Regions from separate parts of the Homo sapiens genome. Here region 1 is linked to region 2. A link is an interaction called in ENCODE POLR2A ChIA-PET data of the cell type or tissue named here. Cell type or tissue: OCI-LY7. All regions are shown on one strand. Each heading gives the region's core, and the rest is flanking DNA. Links, peaks and the distances in the headings are about the cores only. Region 1 has its middle 32 kb from the start of METTL16. Region 2 overlaps METTL16 (methyltransferase 16, RNA N6-adenosine).

Region 1 (8,334 bases), core at 224-8,223, 52 kb after region 2:
GAGGCTGAAGTATAGTGGTGTCATCATAGCTCACTGCAGCCTTGAACTCCTGGGCTCAAGTGGTTCTCCCATCTTAACCTCCTGAGTAGCTGGGACTACAGGTGTGTGCCACCATGCCCAGCTGTTTTTTTTTTCTTTTTTTGTAGAGACGGGGTCTTGCTCTGTTACCTAGGTTGGTCTCAAACTTCTTGGCTCAAGTGATCCTCCCACCTTGGTCTCCTAAAGTGTTGGGATTACAGGCACGAGCCACCATGCCCAGCCTCTTCTAAACATTGTCATAATTTAGGCCGTGTGCAGTCTCATGCCTGTAATCCCAGCACTTTGGGAGGCCCAAGCAGGCAGATCACTTGAGGTCAGGAGTTCAAGAACAGCCTGGCCAACATGCGGAAACCCAGTCTCTACTAAAAATACAAACATTAGCCGGGCATGGTGGTGGGCGCCTATAATCCTAGCTACTCAGGAGGCAGAGGCAGGAGAATCGCTTGAACCTGGGAGGCAGAGGTTACAGTGAGCCGAGATCGTGCCACTGCACTCTAGTCTGGAAGACAGAGAAAGACTCCATCTCAAAAAAAAAAAGACAAACATTGTTGTAATTTATAAGGGCACACACGTCCTGCTTTTTCACATAACACTGTATCATAAAGATTTCTATGTTAGTGTGTAGTATTTGTAAATATTAAATACTTGCATAGGCCGGGCACAATGGCTCATGCCTGTAATCCCAGCACTTTGGGAGGTTGAGACAGGCAGATCACTTGAGCCCAGGAGGTTGAGACCAACCTGGGCAGCATAGCAAAACCCTGTCTCTACAAAACATACAAAAATTAGCTAGGCGTGGTGGCACATGCCTGTAGTCCCAGCTACTCAGGAGGCTGAGGCAGGAGAATCGCTTCAGCCTGGGAAGCCTCAGGGCTGCAGTCATCTGAGATGGTGCCGCTGCAGTCCAGCCTGAGCGACAGAGTGAGACCTCGTCTCAAAGAAAACAACAACAACAAAAAACCTTGCTTAATACTGCAGGGTTATTGTTGGATCCCCGCTTTTCCATTTGTTCACTGTCATCAAAGGAGACTCAAATTTCACAGTTGCATGGACTTTATTTTTCTATAACTGAACTAAATGTCTTTCTTAAGCCCCAGGTCTCTGGAAGCAAAGAACATAATCAAGTCACTTCCAAGTAAACTCAGTGTTTGTGTGTGTGTGTGTGTGTGTGTGTGTGTGTGTGTGTGTATATATATATATTTTTTTTTTTTTTTTTTTTTTTGAGATGGAGTCTCGCTCTGTCACCCAGGCTGGAGTGCAGTGGTGCGATGTCGGCTCACTGCAAGCTCCGCCTCCTGGGTTCATGCCATTCTCGTGCCTCAGCCTCCCGAGTAGCTGGGACTACAGGCACCTCAGCCTCCCAAAGTGCTGGGATTACAGGTGTGAGCCACCGTGCTCGGCCCAGGTAAACTGTCTTAATCAGATTCTGCTGTTCTCAAGTCCTCACCACTCTGTTGCTGAGGGAGTTATGTAAATGTCACCAAAGAGCCAATGGGGAGGCTTCTTGATCTTTGTCAGCCTCGTTCCATGGTGGTCTCCTGTTCCAGGTATACCAGGTGAGCCATCCCTGTCTGTCTCAGGCTGGGGTAGAAGAAGGTAGGAAGGCAGCATTGAGGGAATGTGTGAGTGGGAGGCAGGAAGGATCTGCCTTGAGTGTGGATAACCTGCTGTGTAGCCACATCCTCATCCATCCATGTGGCATTCTCTTATCACAGCCATGAGATCGCCCCTCTCTAAAGAAGTAGAATGTAGAAGCTGGAAGAACCTGTTTCTTTTTGTTTTTGTTTTGAGACAGAGTCTTGCTCTGTCGCCCAGGCTGGAGTGCCATGACATGATCTTGGCTCACTGCAACCTCTGCCTCCTGGGTTCAAGTGATCCTCCTGCCTCAGCCTCCCCAGTAGCTGGGATTACAGGCACCTGCCACCATGCCCAACTAATTTTTGTATTTTTTAGTAGAGACGGGGTTTCACCATGTTGGCCAGGCTGGTCTCGAACTCCTGATCTCGTGATCCACCTGCCTCGGTCTCCCAAAGTGCTGGAATTACAGGCGTGAGCCACTGTGCCCGGCCAAGAATCTGTTTCTAATCTCAAGCCTAGACATGCCAAGCTACCATTTCTATTCCACAGTGTCCATGCCATCATGGTAGGAGATCTGCCTCTGGGGCTTACTGCCCTCCTGGGGCTTCCCCAGGAATCAAGATCTTTTCAATCCACTTAAAAGAGGTTTATTGAACTTCAGATGGGGCTGGGTGCGCAGTTCCTGTTCTTTCGCTTCCTCTTCCAATGCCCCACCTGTCTTCCCTCTCTAATGAAACCTTATCTGGAGCGGAGGTGCGGAGAATTGTTTCTCCTCTTCCTGAGTCTTTTGGTCTCACTCTTGAATGCACAGCTTGTGAGTTTAAAAACCAAGATGTTGTTGACTTTTTTTATCTGGTTCTATCCTAGGAGGGATGGTGGCCTTGGATTAAAAGGGATTTTGAGAAAGGGAAAGAAGAAACTCGTTATCATCTTAAATTATTATCCTGCCTCATAAATAATGCAGCAAAATTATCTGGGCACATGTCACCAGTGACCTTTGGCAGACAGGGTGGAGCAGAGAGCTGTGTATGAGCCAAGACCTGATGTCATTGAGGAAGGTAAAGTGAGGCTGGGGAGGCTGATGGTAAAGACAGCAGCATAGGCAGGTGGTTCCCCCTGTGAAAAAGGAGAAGGGTGCAGACTGTGGGTGTCTGAACAACGGTGGTTTGTGCCGTCCGCAGAGCTGCAAGTCATCACCCGCCCCTCCTCCCTCAGTAAGAAAGTTGGAGCACAGACTCAGACAATTAAGGGCGCCCTTTCCAATCCACCCGGACACAGTGATGATTGTCCAAAGCAATTGGCTTGCTCAGACAGCCAGAAAAAAATCTAGTCTATCGGCATAAACTGTTTGTTTTTTTTGTTTTGTTTTGTTTTTTGAGATGGAGTTTCACCCTTGTTGCCCAGGCTGGAGTGCAGTGGCGCCATCTTGGCTCACTACAACCTCTGCCTCCTGGGTTCAAGTGATTCTCCTGCCTCAGCCTCCCCAAGTAGGTGGGATTACAGTCGTGAGCCACCACGCCCGGCTAATTTTGTACTTTTTTTTAGTAGAGACGGGGTCTCACCATGTTGGTCAGGCTGGTCTCGAACTACTGACCTCAAGCAATCCACCTGCCTTAGCCTCCCAAAGTGCTGGGATTACAGGTTTGAGCCACCACGCCTGTATGAACTCTTTATGTGTATATAATCATATACAAAGTGATTACAATTTGCAGTGAGCCTCAGCATAAACTCTTTTTGTGCATGTAATCCGGATATTTTCTTTAAAATTTTTCCCATGAGTAGAATTGCTGAGCCAAAGGATAAAACTTATGCAATTATGATGTTAAAAAAGAAAGGTCGGTGGTTCACGCCTATAATCCCAGCACTTTGGGAGGCTGAGGCAGGCGGATCACGAGGTCAGGAGATAGAGACCATCCTGGCTAACATGGTGAAACCCCGTCTCTACTAAAAATACAAAAAAAAAAAAAAATTAGCCGGGCGTGGTGGCGGGCGCCTGTAGTCCCAGCTCTTCCGGAGGCTGAGGAGGAGCTCTGTCCCCTAGGGGCTGAAGTGCAGTGGTGCCATCATAGCTTACTGCAACCTGGAACTCCTGAGCACAGGTGATCCTCCCACCTGAGCCTCCTGAGTAACTGGGGCTATAGGCAGAGGCCGCCAAGCTGAGCTAATTTTTAAACTTTTTGTAAATACAGGATCTCAAGATGTGGGCCAGGCTTGTCTCAAACTGCTGACCTCAAGTGATTCTCCCACTTCAGCCTCCCAAAATGCTGGGATTACAGGCAGGAGCCACAGCGCCCAGCCAGCCATGGTCTTAATACAAAAAGTACCAAAGCTGTTAACTTAAAGGGGGATGAGGCATGAGTCATGGTGGTGGAAAATAAATTGGTACAATCTTTCTGTAGGAAAAGTGGTCAGTATGTCAATATGCATAAAAAAAATTTAACCTAGCACCTCTACTTTTAGGAATTCATCTGAAGGCAATAATTGGACAGATGTGCAAAGATATATATATATGCCAGGAAGTTTAAAGAAGCATGTTTATAATAGTTGAAAATAGACATGATTTAAATATCTAGCAACAGAAGATTGTTAAAAATAGTACTTCCGGCCAGGCACAGTGGCTCACACCTGTAATCCCAGCACTTTGGGAGGCCAAGGCAGGCAGATCACCTGAGGTTGAGAGTTTGAGACCAGCCTGACCAACATGGAGAAACCTCGTGTCTACTAAAATTACAAAATAAGCCAGGCATGGTGGTGCATACCTGTAATCCCAGCTACTCAGGAGGCTGAAGAAAGAGATTCGCTTGAACCCGGGAGGCAGAGGTTGCTGTGAGCCGAGATCGTGCCATTGCACTCCAGCCCGGGCAATAAGAGCAAAACTCCTACTATATATACATATATGTGTATACACACACACACACATATACATATATATGTATAGTACATTCACATAATCAAATATCTTACAGTCATTAAAAATTATGACAAGGCCGGGCGTGGTGGCTCACAGCTGTAATCCCAGCACTTTGGGAGGCTGAGGCGGGCAGATCATGAGGTCAGGAGTTCGAGACCAGCCTGGCCAATATGGTGAAACCCCGTCTCTACTAAAAATACAAAAATTAGCTGGGAGTGGTGGTATGTGCCTGTTGTCCTAGCTACTCAGGAGGCTGAGGCAGGAAAATCACTTGAACCCAGCAGACGGAGGTTGCGGTGAGCTGAGATCTTGCCACTGCACTCCAGTCTGGGCGACAGAGCAAGACTCTGTCTAAAAACAAAACAAAACAAAACAAAACAAAAAACCACTTTGAAGAAATAAAAAGATAAAAAGCAAAACAAATAACAAATTGTATGTACTTATTGTGTACAACATGATGTGACATTCTGTACATTTTAATCTTTTTTTGTTTATTTATTTATTTTGAGACGAAGCTCTATCGCCCAGACTGAGTGCAGTGGCACGATCTCATCTCACTGCAACCTCCACCTTCTGGGTTCAAGAGATTCTCCTGCCTCAGCCTCCAGAGTAGCTGGGATTACAGGTGCATGTCACCGTGTCTGGCTAATTTTTTTGTATTTTTAGAAGAGATGGGGGTTTCATCATGTTGGCCAGGCTGGTCTTGAATTCTCCACCTCAGGTGATCCGCCCACCTCGGCCTCCCAAAGTGCTGGGATGACAGGCGTGAGCCACCGCGCCCAACCACATTTTAATCTATTTTTCACTTAAGGATCTTCCTGGGCCAAACTAGATTTCTTGGAAGCCATGCTTTGTTTCATTTCGTAAGTTCAAGCCTTTTTCTTCCTTTTGGGTAACTCCAGAATTCCTCACTCTCCTCCCCCACTCATTGCCTCTGCTTCTTCCCACATGCCCCTCTTCTCTTCCCATCAGGCTTCCCTAGTCAACATTCTTTTCAGAAGTGAGGCTTGCCCTCGTGACACCTCTCTTAAGTGGCTCAGCCTGGAAAATCCTCTAGGAGAGTTGCCCTTGACGACAGACAGACTCAGAGGTCACAGGCCCTGTGGGCTGTGGGGCCTGGTGTGGATGAGGGTGTCAGCCAAAGTGGCACTTCTGGGGCAACTAACAATAGATTACACAAAGTCCACTGCCAAGTAGTCGCTTGGGCTGGGCCGGTAAAAGGCCCTGATCAGCCGCTGGGAAAGGCTGGTCTTCAACCCTTGGACTCTAACCGCGGCAGGACTCAGCAGAATTCAAGGTCCTGATCATGAGAATGGCTTTGGGTCTCACATGTGCCAGTTCCTGCCCTGAAGCCTTAAGTTTGAGAGCAAGAAGGAAACAAATGGACAGGAAGACTCCCATGAATACAGGAAGCGCCCAAAGATCTCAGGAGCAAGCCCCTTCTTTAACTGAGAGCATTCACTTTCCCTTCTGATTTACTCCCCCAGAAAAACATTAGAGCTGACACCTTCTTGGTGACTTTGGATCATGAGCTCAAACACGATCTCAGAGCTTTGCCATTAGAGATCATCTGTCCTGGCCGGCGCGGTGGCTTACGCCTATAATCCCAGGACTTTGAGAGGCCAAGGCGGGTGGATTACTTGAGGCGAGGAGTTTGAGACCAGCCTGGCCAACTTGGTGAAACCCCATCTCGAACTAAAAATACAAAAATTAGGCCGGGCGCAGTGGCTCACATCTGTAATCCCAGCACTTTGGGAGTCTGAGGCAGGCAGATCACAAGGTCAGGAGTTTGAGACCAGCCTGGCCAACACGGTGAAACCTCGTCTCTACTAAAAATACAAAAATTAACTGGGCGTGGTCGTGGGCGCCTGTAATCCCAGCTACTTGGGAGGCTGAGGCAGGAGAATCATTTGAACCTGGAGGTGTAGGTTGCACTTAGCCGAAATCATGCCATTGCACTCCAGCCTGGGCAACAGGGCGAGACTCCGTCTCAAAAATAAAATAAAATAGGCTGGGCATGGTGGCTCACTTCTGTAATCCCAGCACTTTGGGAGGCTGAGGCAGGCGGATCACGAGATCAGGAGATCAAGACCATCCTGGCTAACACGGTGAAACCTGTCTCTACTAAAAATACAAAAACAAAATTAGCTGGGCGTGGTGGCGGGCGCCTGTAGTCCCAGCTACTCGGGAGGCTGAGGCGGGAGAAGGGCATGAACCCGGGAGGTGGAGCTTGCAATGAGCCGAGATAGCGCCACTGCACTCCAGCCTGGGCGACAGAGCGAGACTCCGTCTCAGAAAAAAAAAAAAAAAAAAAAATTAGCCACATGCAGCGGTGTACACGTGTGGTCGCAGGTATTCAGGAGGCTGAGGCAGGAGGATGACTTGAGCCCAGGAGTTCAAGGGTACGGTGAGCTATGGTCACACCACTGCACTCCACCCTGGGTGACAGAATGAGACACTGTCTCCAAAAAATAAAAATAAAATCAGGACTGTCTTCTTTGTAGACAGTTTGAAATTCTGAAAGAGACCGGGCGCAGTAGCTCACGCCTGTAATCCCAGCACTTTCGAAGGCCAAGGCGGGCGGATCACCTGAGGTCTGGAGTTCAAGACAGCCTGGCTAACATGGTGAAACCCCGTTTCTACTAAAAATACAAAAAATTAGCCAGGCATGGTGGCGCACACCTATAATCCCAGCTACTGGAGAGGCTGAGGCAGGAGAATCGCTTGAACCCGGGAGGCGGAGGTTGCAGAGAGCCGAGATTGCACCACTGCACTCCAGCTTGGGCAATAAGAGTGAAACTCCGTCTCAAAAAAAAAAGAAATTCTGAAAGATAGCTGTTGAATAATTGGCTCATCTGGATTACTGAGACTGGACAATTGCCAAATCTTAGAGCAGAAAATGACAGTGAATCATAGTATTCTGCCCCTGGCTTCTAGGTTGGTAAATATCCCAGCAGTCCGAGATAAACGGCTATCCCTGCCCTTCTTGGCTGTCTCCAGGGATATGCTATCATGTCCCTTCACATATTCTTTGAGGAATTACACACCAAGCGAGAATAGGAGATGGCGTATACTAGTTTTAAGGGAGGAGACCACCCCTCATATTGTCTTATGCCCAATTTCTGCCTCCAAAGAAAGAAAAAGTAAAAACTAAAAGGCAGAAATGAAATCCACAGGCAGACAGCCCGGCGCCACACCCTGGGCCTGGTTGAAAAGCGACCCCTGACCTAATCGGTTATGTTATCTATAGATTACAGGCGTTATATAGAAAAGCACCGTGAAAATCCCTGTCCTGTTCTGTTCCGTTCTGATTACCGGTGCATGCAGACCCCAGTCACGTACCCCCTGCTTGCTCAATCTATCACGACCGTCTCACGCAGACCCCCTTAGAGTTTTGAGCCCTTAAAAGGGACAGGAATTGCTCACTCGGGGAGCTCAGTTGTTGGAGACGTGAGTCTTTTTTTTTTTTTTTTTTAATTGAACATTGTTGGGTGTTTCTCGCAGAAGGGGATTTGGCAGGGTCACAGGACAATAGTGGAGGGACGGTCAGCAGATAAACAAGTGAACCAGAGACGTGAGTCTTTAGAAGCTCCCGGCCGAATAAAGCCCTTCCTTCTTTAACTTGGTGTCTGAGGGGTTTTGTCTGCAGCTTGTCCTGCTACAGTTTATTTATTTATTTTTGAGACAGAGTCTTGCTCCGTTGCTCAGGCTGGAGTGCAGTGGCGCAGTCTCAGCTCACTGCAACCTCCACGTCCCAGGTTCAAGCGATTCTTGTGTCTCACCCTCTTGAGTAGCTGAGATTACAG
Region 2 (8,334 bases), core at 86-8,085:
CTGTATTCCAGCCCAGGCAACAGAGCAAGACCCAGTCTCAAATAAAATAAAATAAATAAAATAAAATAAAAATCATGCAGTACACCTTAAATATAGACAATTTCAACTCTAAAAAATGAAAAAAACCTCAAAAGATTTGAAAACAGGACCTCAAAAAGATATCTGCACACCCATATTTACTGCAGCATTAACCCCAACAGCCAAGAGGTGAAAGCAACCTAAAGGTCCACTGACAGATTAACAGATAAAGCAAATGTGGTATATACACAAAATGGAATACTATTCTGCCTTTAAAAAGAAGGAAATCCCAGCCCGGCGCAGTGGCTCACGCCTGTAATCCCAACACTTTGGGAGGCTGAGGTGGGCAGATCACCTGAGGTCAGGAGTTTGAGACCAGCCTGGCCAATATGGTGAAACCCCATCTCTACTAGAAATACAAAAATTAGCCAGGCTTGGTGGTGGGCGCTTATGATCCCAGCTACTCGGGAGGCTGAGGCAGGAGAATCGCTTCAACCCGGGAGGCGGATAGGTTGCAGTGAGCAGAGATAGTGCCACTGCACTCCAGCCTGGGCAACAGAGCAAGACTCCGTTCCCCACCCACCAAAAAAACAAATTAAAAAAAACAAAAAAAAGGAAATCCTGTCACGTGCTAGAACATGGATAAGTCTTTGAGGATATCAAGCTAAGTGAAATAAGCGAGTCAAAAACAACAAATACTGCATGATTCTACTTTAAGGTAAAGGTATCTAAAGTAGTCTAACTCATGAAAAGGTTCTAGAAATCTGCACAACAACAAGCACAGGGTTAACACACTGTACACTTAAACTGGATTAAGATGGGACATTCTACGTTGCGTTTCTCACAACAATAAAAAAAATTAAGTGGCCTTAAATTATTATTCGCGTACTGTACTGACATCCTTCCCACTTTTCAACTCTCTGATACAGAAGACTTATTGAAGAAAATGTCCACTTTTTAAACACTCTCATGGGTCAAATAAGCAATTAGATAGTAATATACAAAAACACAGATCCTGAAACAATGGAAACAACCATTACTGATAACCCTAAGTTAACCAAAGAATCCAAAATCCTACTGGCAAAATAAAAAATTGTACCTCGATCAATCAAGCTAAACTTTTCATTCTTTTTTTTTTATTTTTTTTTATTTTTTGTAGAGAAGGGGTCTCACTATATTGACCAGGCTGATCTTGAACTCCTGGCCTCAAGCAATAGCTTCCCAAAATGTTGTGATTACAAGCATAAAGCAGCTTGAAGCCAGGCCTTCAGGCTGATCTTTTAAATGCCATTCCTATGCTAACTAAAGAGCAACTAACAGAAAAGAAAAATCTAGTCATCCAAACACCTCTTTGCCCTTTCCAGGCATAGTTAAGAATACTGTGATTTCGGCCGGGCGCAGTGGCTCACATCTGTAATCCCAGCACTTTGGTAGGCCGAGGCAGGCAGGTCACCTGACGTCAGGAGTTTGAGAGCAGCCTGGCCAACACGGTGAAACCCCGTCTCCACTAAAAGTACAAAAATTAGCCGAGCGTGGTGGCAGGCAACTGTAATCGCCATTTAATAGAGACGGTGAAATCCCGTCTCTACTAAAAATGCAAAAAAAATTAGCTGGGCGTGGTGGCACGTGCCTGTAACCCCAGCTACTAAGGAGGCTGAGGCAGGAGAATCGCTTGAACCTGAGAGGTGGAGGTTGCAGTGAGCCAAGATCACGCCACTGCACTCCAGCCTGGATGACAGAGCGAGACTCAAAAAAAAAAAAAAAAACGAATACTGCGATTTCCTAGCAATGCCCAGTGACTTACCCTAAATTCAGTGAAGCTTAAAAAGAAAGAAAAATAAGTCCAGTGATAAAAGAGGAACTGTTAAATTTAAGTTTTGTACTACAGAAAATTTAGGAACAACCTAAAAGTAATCAGTATGGAATTGGCTAAATAAGCTATAATATAACCATGCAAGAAAATCCTATACAGTTATTACAAAGAATAAGATTAGGCTGATCTACATATACTTGTATGAAGAGCGTTCCTCAATATATTACGTTTGAAAAAGAAGTTGAGTAGAAGTATATATGTACATTCTGATTGCATTCTTGTAAAAACAAAACAAAAAGACCCTGTATAAACAGATGCAGAGGAAAAGTCTGGAAGGTAAGTAGGGACTCGATATGCACGCAGGTGGGTAGATGCGTCGGGTGGAGACTTCCTTCACCTCACATTTCTGTATTATCTAAACACATTTAATTACATAATTCCACTTTTTTTTTAACTAAATATGTAAACTCTCTTCATACAAGTGTATGTGGATCAGCCCAGTCTTATTCTTTTTAATGACTGCACTGTACTCGCTTGGGGGGATGTATTACAGCTTTTGTAACTTTATGCAAAATGCTTACAGTATAATGTCAAATGGGGGAGAAGACGACGAATGATTGTATGTAACTACAACTACAACCACAAAAATTCCTACGTATGAATAAAGACAAGGGCTTAGAAAGATGAGATTACGGACTAATTTCATCTTTTAGGGTGAAAGAACTGACTTTTTGTATGTATGTGACATTACCATTATAAATGTAGTTAGGAAAAATATATTTCTCTAATTTTCCCATTAAGGGGTCTATAATGTCTGTATAGTAAAAAATAATTCCTTTTTTGAAAACCAGAAAACAGGTCCTTGGTTCTAGAATATCTGCTCTCTGTAACACAGTGACAGCAATCACCAAAAGATAGTGCTGCAGCTGTAGGGCTCATCATAAAGCTTCAAGAGACATTTTGGGCAAGAGAACAATGTAATTAATGTTTTCCAAGGGCCTTCAAAGAAAGTTGTTGCTTACATAAACAATTCTTGTTATTCAAATATATATATATATTCAACTTACAAAATGATGAACTAGAGCACACAATTTATTCACAAGGAACTATATCCTAAAAAAGTACAAGACATTAAGCTGAGGCTAGTTTCATGGAAGGAAATAAAGTGAACACCAATGAAGAGCTGATTGTTAGACTTTGTTGTTTATTTTCTTTTCTGAAAAGATCCAGACACTAGTCTGAGTGTCAAAAATACTTTTGTTGGGCAAAGTCAAGTCACTCGACTTCACTAGTTAAGAATCTAGGTCACGTTAGCACTCTGGGACATTCAAAAAACCTGAACACAGACAGGCAAGATCTTTTCTCATTCTCATTTCAGAGATCACAGGGAGGCCCAGGAACTAAAATTAGCTCTCACGTGAAAATCAGCAGTTTATTCATTTTCAGTCTTTGTTGTTTGTTTAACACATTCAGCTTCCCAAAATAGCCTATTGTCAACAGGCTCATGGCCGATTTCCCCAGAATGACTCCTGCTCTACCACTGATGAATACAGTATTACCATTACAGATGGATTTTGAACAGACACATTTCTGTAATCCATTGTTAAAATAACAATCATTCTAATCCTGTAGAAGCTGAACCTGATGCAACAAAAACAAAAGCCAAAAGCCTCCCAGTGTTACTCCAAGGTTGGTTTCTAGTCTTTAGATGGTCACTGAGGTGCTAAAAATGGTACAGTCTACCCAGCATGATAAAGCCCTTCCATGCTAGGTCTTTGGTTTAAAAACAAATCAGTTGGCCGGGCACGGTGGCTCACACCTGTAATGTCAGCACGTTGGGAGGCCAAGGCGGGTGAATCACGAGGTCAGGAGATGGAGACCATCCTGGCTAACACGGTGAAACCCCGTCTCTATTAAAAATACAAAAAATTAGCCAGGCGTGGTGGTGGGAGCCTGTAGTTCCAGCTACTCCGGAGGCTGAGGCAGGAGAATGGCATGAACCTGGGAGGCAGAGCTTGCAGTGAGCCGAGATCGCGCCACTGCACTCCAGCCTGGGCGACAGAGCGAGACACCGTCTCACAAAAAAAAAAAAAAAAAAAATCAGTTAAAATAAATAAAAATAAAAACAAATAGGGCTGGGCGCGGTGGCTCACGCCTGTAACCCCAGCACTTTAGGAGGCCAAGGCTGACGGATCACGAGGTCAGGAGATCGAGACCATCCTGGCTAACACGGTGAAACCCTGTCTCTACTAAAAATACAAAAAATTAGCCGGGCGTGGTGGCGGGTGCCTGTAGTCCCAGCTACTCGGGAGGCTGAGGTAGGAGAATGGCGTGAACCTGGGAGGCGGAGCTTGCAGTGAGCCGAGATTGCGCCACTGCACTCCAGCCTGGGCGACAGAGCAAGACTCCGTCTCAAAAATAAACAAATAAATAAATAAAAACAAATCGGTTAAGTGTCACATTCTATTCAAGCTGAACTGACAGTGCTGAACTAAATTGTAGGCTGTCCCTATGGAACTGATTATTGTGAAAAAACACAAACTAAAATCTAATTGCAATGGTCAGATATGATTATAACAAAGCAGTGACATGCAGGGGAGAAAAATAAGATATCAGAGTAGCAATCCTTGCCACCTTACTTATACCAGGCTTAACAACAATATGAGCACCTACCATGAACTCAGTGTCCATAGAATGCTAGTCATTCTACACAACTGCTAACCTTCATGAGGATGTCCTCTCATCCCTCCTTTTCAGGTGAGAAGATTCAGTCTCAGTAAAGCTAAGAAAATTACATAAAATCTCACAGCTAAGGCCGGCCACAGTGGCTCACACCTGTAATCCCAGCACTTTGGGAGGCTGAGGCAGGTGGATCAAGAGGTCAGGAGTTTGAGACCAGCCTGGCCAACATGGTGAAACCCCGTCTCTACTAAAAATAAAAAATAAAAAAATTAGCCAGGTGTGGTGGTTGGCACCTATAATCCCAGCAACTCAGGACGCTGAGGCAGGAGAATTGCTTGAACCCCAGGAGGCAGAGGTTGCAGTGAGCCAAGAACACGCCACTGCACTCCAGCCTGGGCAACAGAGCAAGACTCCGTCTCAAAAAAAAAAAAAAAAAAACAACAAAAAAAACACAGCTGGAACTGGCACCCTCAAGACTGATACTTAACAAGACTAACTTAGAAATGTCCCCTTTCCAAAACACCCCTGATTCCCTTAAGAGACCACTTAGGAGTTAAGCAAATAAGTGACACTCTGACCCACTGAAGGTCTAATGTTTTGTGTGACATTTCTTTTCCATCATTAGTTGAGTTTATATTTTGGTGATTCTTCTTTTTTTTTTTTTTTTTGAGACAATTTCAGCTCACTGCAAGCTCCGCCTCCCGGGTTCATGCCATTCTCCTGCCTCAGCCTCCTGAGTAGCTGGGATTAGAGGTGCGTGCCACCACGCCCGGCTAATTTTTTTGTATTTTTAGTAGAGATGGGGTTTCACTGTGTTAGCCAGGATAGTCTTGATCTCCTGACCTCATGATCCGCCCGCCTTGGCCTCCCAAAGTGCTGGAATTACAGGCAGCCACCACACCCAGCCCAGTAATTCTTCTTTAATACAACTGACAGAATTAAATACAAAGCCATTGTAGGCTGGGCGCTGTGGCTCACACCTGTAATCCCAGCACTTTGGGAGGCCAAAGCGGGCGGATCACTTGACGTCAGGAGTTCGAGACCAGCCTAACCAACATGGTAAAACCCCATCTCTACTAAAAATACAAAAATTAGCCAGCTGTAGTGGCACATGCCTATAATTCCAGCTACTCAGGAGACTGAGGCACATGAATTGCTTGAGCTCAGGTGGTGGAGGTTGCAGTGAGCCGAGATTGGGCCACTGCACTCCAGTCTGGGTGACGCTGTGAGACTCTGTCTCAAAAAAAAAAAAAAAACCATTGTAAAAATGAAGAACATTCTACCAGTGCAGACAATCATCAACAACTCCTACCTAAGCAGGAAGGGGGAAGATTTCTGGGAGCTGCCAGGTCATTTACACCAAGGTAGACTCTCCTATGTCTACCACAGGTTCCTGCGAACCATGCGAGGTTGCAACTATAAATAGGCTCACATTGCTCTCATCTCTAAAAGAAAAACAAGGAAGTTCTCCTCAAGACTGCCGTATCCTCTTCCCATCGCCTCACAGACACATTTCTTCTTCCCTGTAACAAGTCTTTTTAAAAAACTTTTTAAAGATTACTTTTAATTTCTTTTCTTTTTGTTTTTGACAGAGTCTCGCTCTGTTGCCCTGGCTGGAGTGCAGTGGTGCAATCTTGGCTCACCGTAACCTCTATCTCCTGGGTTCAAGTGATCCTCATGCCTCAGCCTCCCGAGTCGCTGGGAGGTTAATTTTTGTATTTTTAGTAGAGATGGGGTTTCTCCATGTTGGCCAGGCTGGTCTCAAACTCCTGGCCTCAAGTGATCCACCCACCTTGGCCTCCCAAAGTGCTGGGATTACAGGCGTGAGCCACTGTGCCCAGTCAAGATTTACTAATTTTTGTGGGTACATGGTAGGTATATATATTTAGGGGGTATATGGGATATACATTGTATTTTTAGCAAATCAAATGTTTGTGGCAATCTTACATCTAGCAAGTGTATTGGTGCCATTTTTCTAATAGCACGTGCCCACTTTATGTCTCTATGCCACATGTCAGTAACTCTCACAATATTTCAAACTTTGTTGTGGTGATTTATGATCAGTGGTCTTTGTTTTTTGTTTTTTTGTGTGTGTATGTTTGTTTTTGTTTTAGTGACTCAGGAGACTGAGGTAGGAGGATTGCTTGAGCCCAGGAATTTGAGGCTACAATGAGCTATAATCCTACCACTGCACTCCAGCCTGGGCAACAGGAACCCTCTCTCTAAAAAAGAAAAACAAGGCCGGGCGTGGTTGCTCACGCCTGTAATCCTAGCACTTTGGGAGGCTGAGGCAGGCGAATCATGAGGTCAGGAGATCGAGACCATCCTGGCCAACATGGTGAAACCCCATCTCTACTAAAATACAAAAAAACAGCCAGGCATGGTGGCGTGCACCTGTAGTCCCAGATACTCGAGAGGCTGAGGCAGAGGAATCGTTTGAACCCGGGAGCCGGAGGTTGCACATCTTATTATTTAAGAAACATTTTAAGGCCATAGATAGTGATTCCTCAGACAGATCTAGGCAAAGTAAATTGAAAACCTTCTGGAAAAGATTCAGCATTCTAGATGCCATTAAAAACATTCAGGATTGGCCAGGCATGGTGGCTCATGCCTGTAATCCCAATACTTTCAGAGGTCGAGAGAGGCAAATCACTTGAGCCCAGGAGTTCAAGACCAGATGGGGTGAAACAACAACGACAAAAAATTAGCTGGGTGTGGCAGCACACACCCAGTCCCAGCTACTTGGGAGGCTGAGGTAAGAGGATCACCTGAGCCCGGGGAGGTTGAGGCTACTGTGAGCCACAATTATACCACTGCACTCTAGCCTGGGCAACAGAGTGAGACCCTGTCTCAAAAACACAAAAAATAAAAGAACATTTGGGATTGATGAGAGGAGGTCATTATCAACATTAATCGAATATGAAAAAGATGATTTCGGCTGGGTGCGGTGGCTCACGCCTGTAATCCCAGCACTTTGAGAGGCCAAGGTGGGCGGATCACGAGGTCAGGAGTTCGAGACCAGCCTGGCTAACATGGTGAAACACTGTCTCTACTAAAAATACAAAAATTAGCCAGGTGTGGTTGTGCGCACCTGTAATCCCAGCTAGCCAGGAGGCTGAGGCAGAAGAATCCCTTGAACCCAGGAGGTGGAGGCTGCAGTGAGCTGAGATCCGGCCACTGCACCCCAGCCTGGGTGACAGAGAAAGACTCTGTCTCAAAAAAAAAAAAAAAAAGAAAAAGATTATTTCAACCCTCATAGGTGAGTCTGACGGGCTCAAGACTTCAGCATGGGAAGTAACTGCAGATGTGCTGAAAATAGCAAGAGAACTAGAATTAAAAGTGAAGACCGGCCGGGCGCGGTGGCTCACGCCTGTAATCCCAGCACTTTGGGAGGCCGAGGCAGGCGGGTCACTTGAGGTCAGCAGTTTGAGATCAGCCTGGCCAACATGGCAAAACCTTGTCTCTACTAAAAAATACAAAAATTATTTGGGCGTGGCAGTGCACACCTGTAATCCCAGCTACTCAGGAGGCTGAGGCAGGAGAATTGCTTGTACCTGGGAGCTGGAGGTTGCAGTGACCTGAGACCACACCACTGCACTCCAGCAGCCAGGGTGACAGAGCGACTCTGTCTCAAAACACACATGCACACACACACACACAAAACAAAACAAAAAAAAAGAAAAAACATCCTACACAAATAGTATTTTTATCTAATTGTGTTCAAGGCATTCATGGATCCTCTCAAAGTCCCTAAGTTCACTCTTCTCTGTATATTTCTGTCTACTTAGTTAGAAATATTTAAAAAAAAGTTCCAAATTACG

Evidence for each region. ChIA-PET counts read pairs that join two places held together with the same protein. Peaks named below come from ENCODE experiments on the same cell type or tissue, not always from the same donor. Only the 100,000 strongest peaks of a DNase experiment are listed, where the experiment ranks them.
Region 1: POLR2A ChIA-PET joins it to region 2 with 5 read pairs; 5 of 35 experiments call an interaction of 5 or more read pairs at or near these places.

The regions. Positions count from the first base shown.
Region 1 is chr17:2,539,941-2,548,274 of GRCh38, forward strand. No RefSeq gene overlaps it. Among named protein-coding and RNA genes, the nearest start is that of METTL16, 32 kb to the left of the region's middle. In OCI-LY7, for the core only: CTCF peaks have their summits at 3,683 and 3,883; DNase peaks (open chromatin) are centred at 2,711, 3,667 and 4,181; H3K4me3 peaks cover 1,383 bases; H3K27ac peaks cover 1,791 bases.
Region 2 is chr17:2,487,966-2,496,299 of GRCh38, forward strand. The region is part of intron 2 of METTL16 (methyltransferase 16, RNA N6-adenosine); the gene reads right to left. Among named protein-coding and RNA genes, the nearest start is that of METTL16, 20 kb to the right of the region's middle. RefSeq lists a silencer at 1,373-1,472 and enhancers at 3,132-3,201, 7,459-7,959. In OCI-LY7, for the core only: no CTCF peak of the experiment used is centred there; DNase peaks (open chromatin) are centred at 1,556 and 3,256; H3K4me3 peaks cover 2,701 bases; H3K27ac peaks cover 3,690 bases.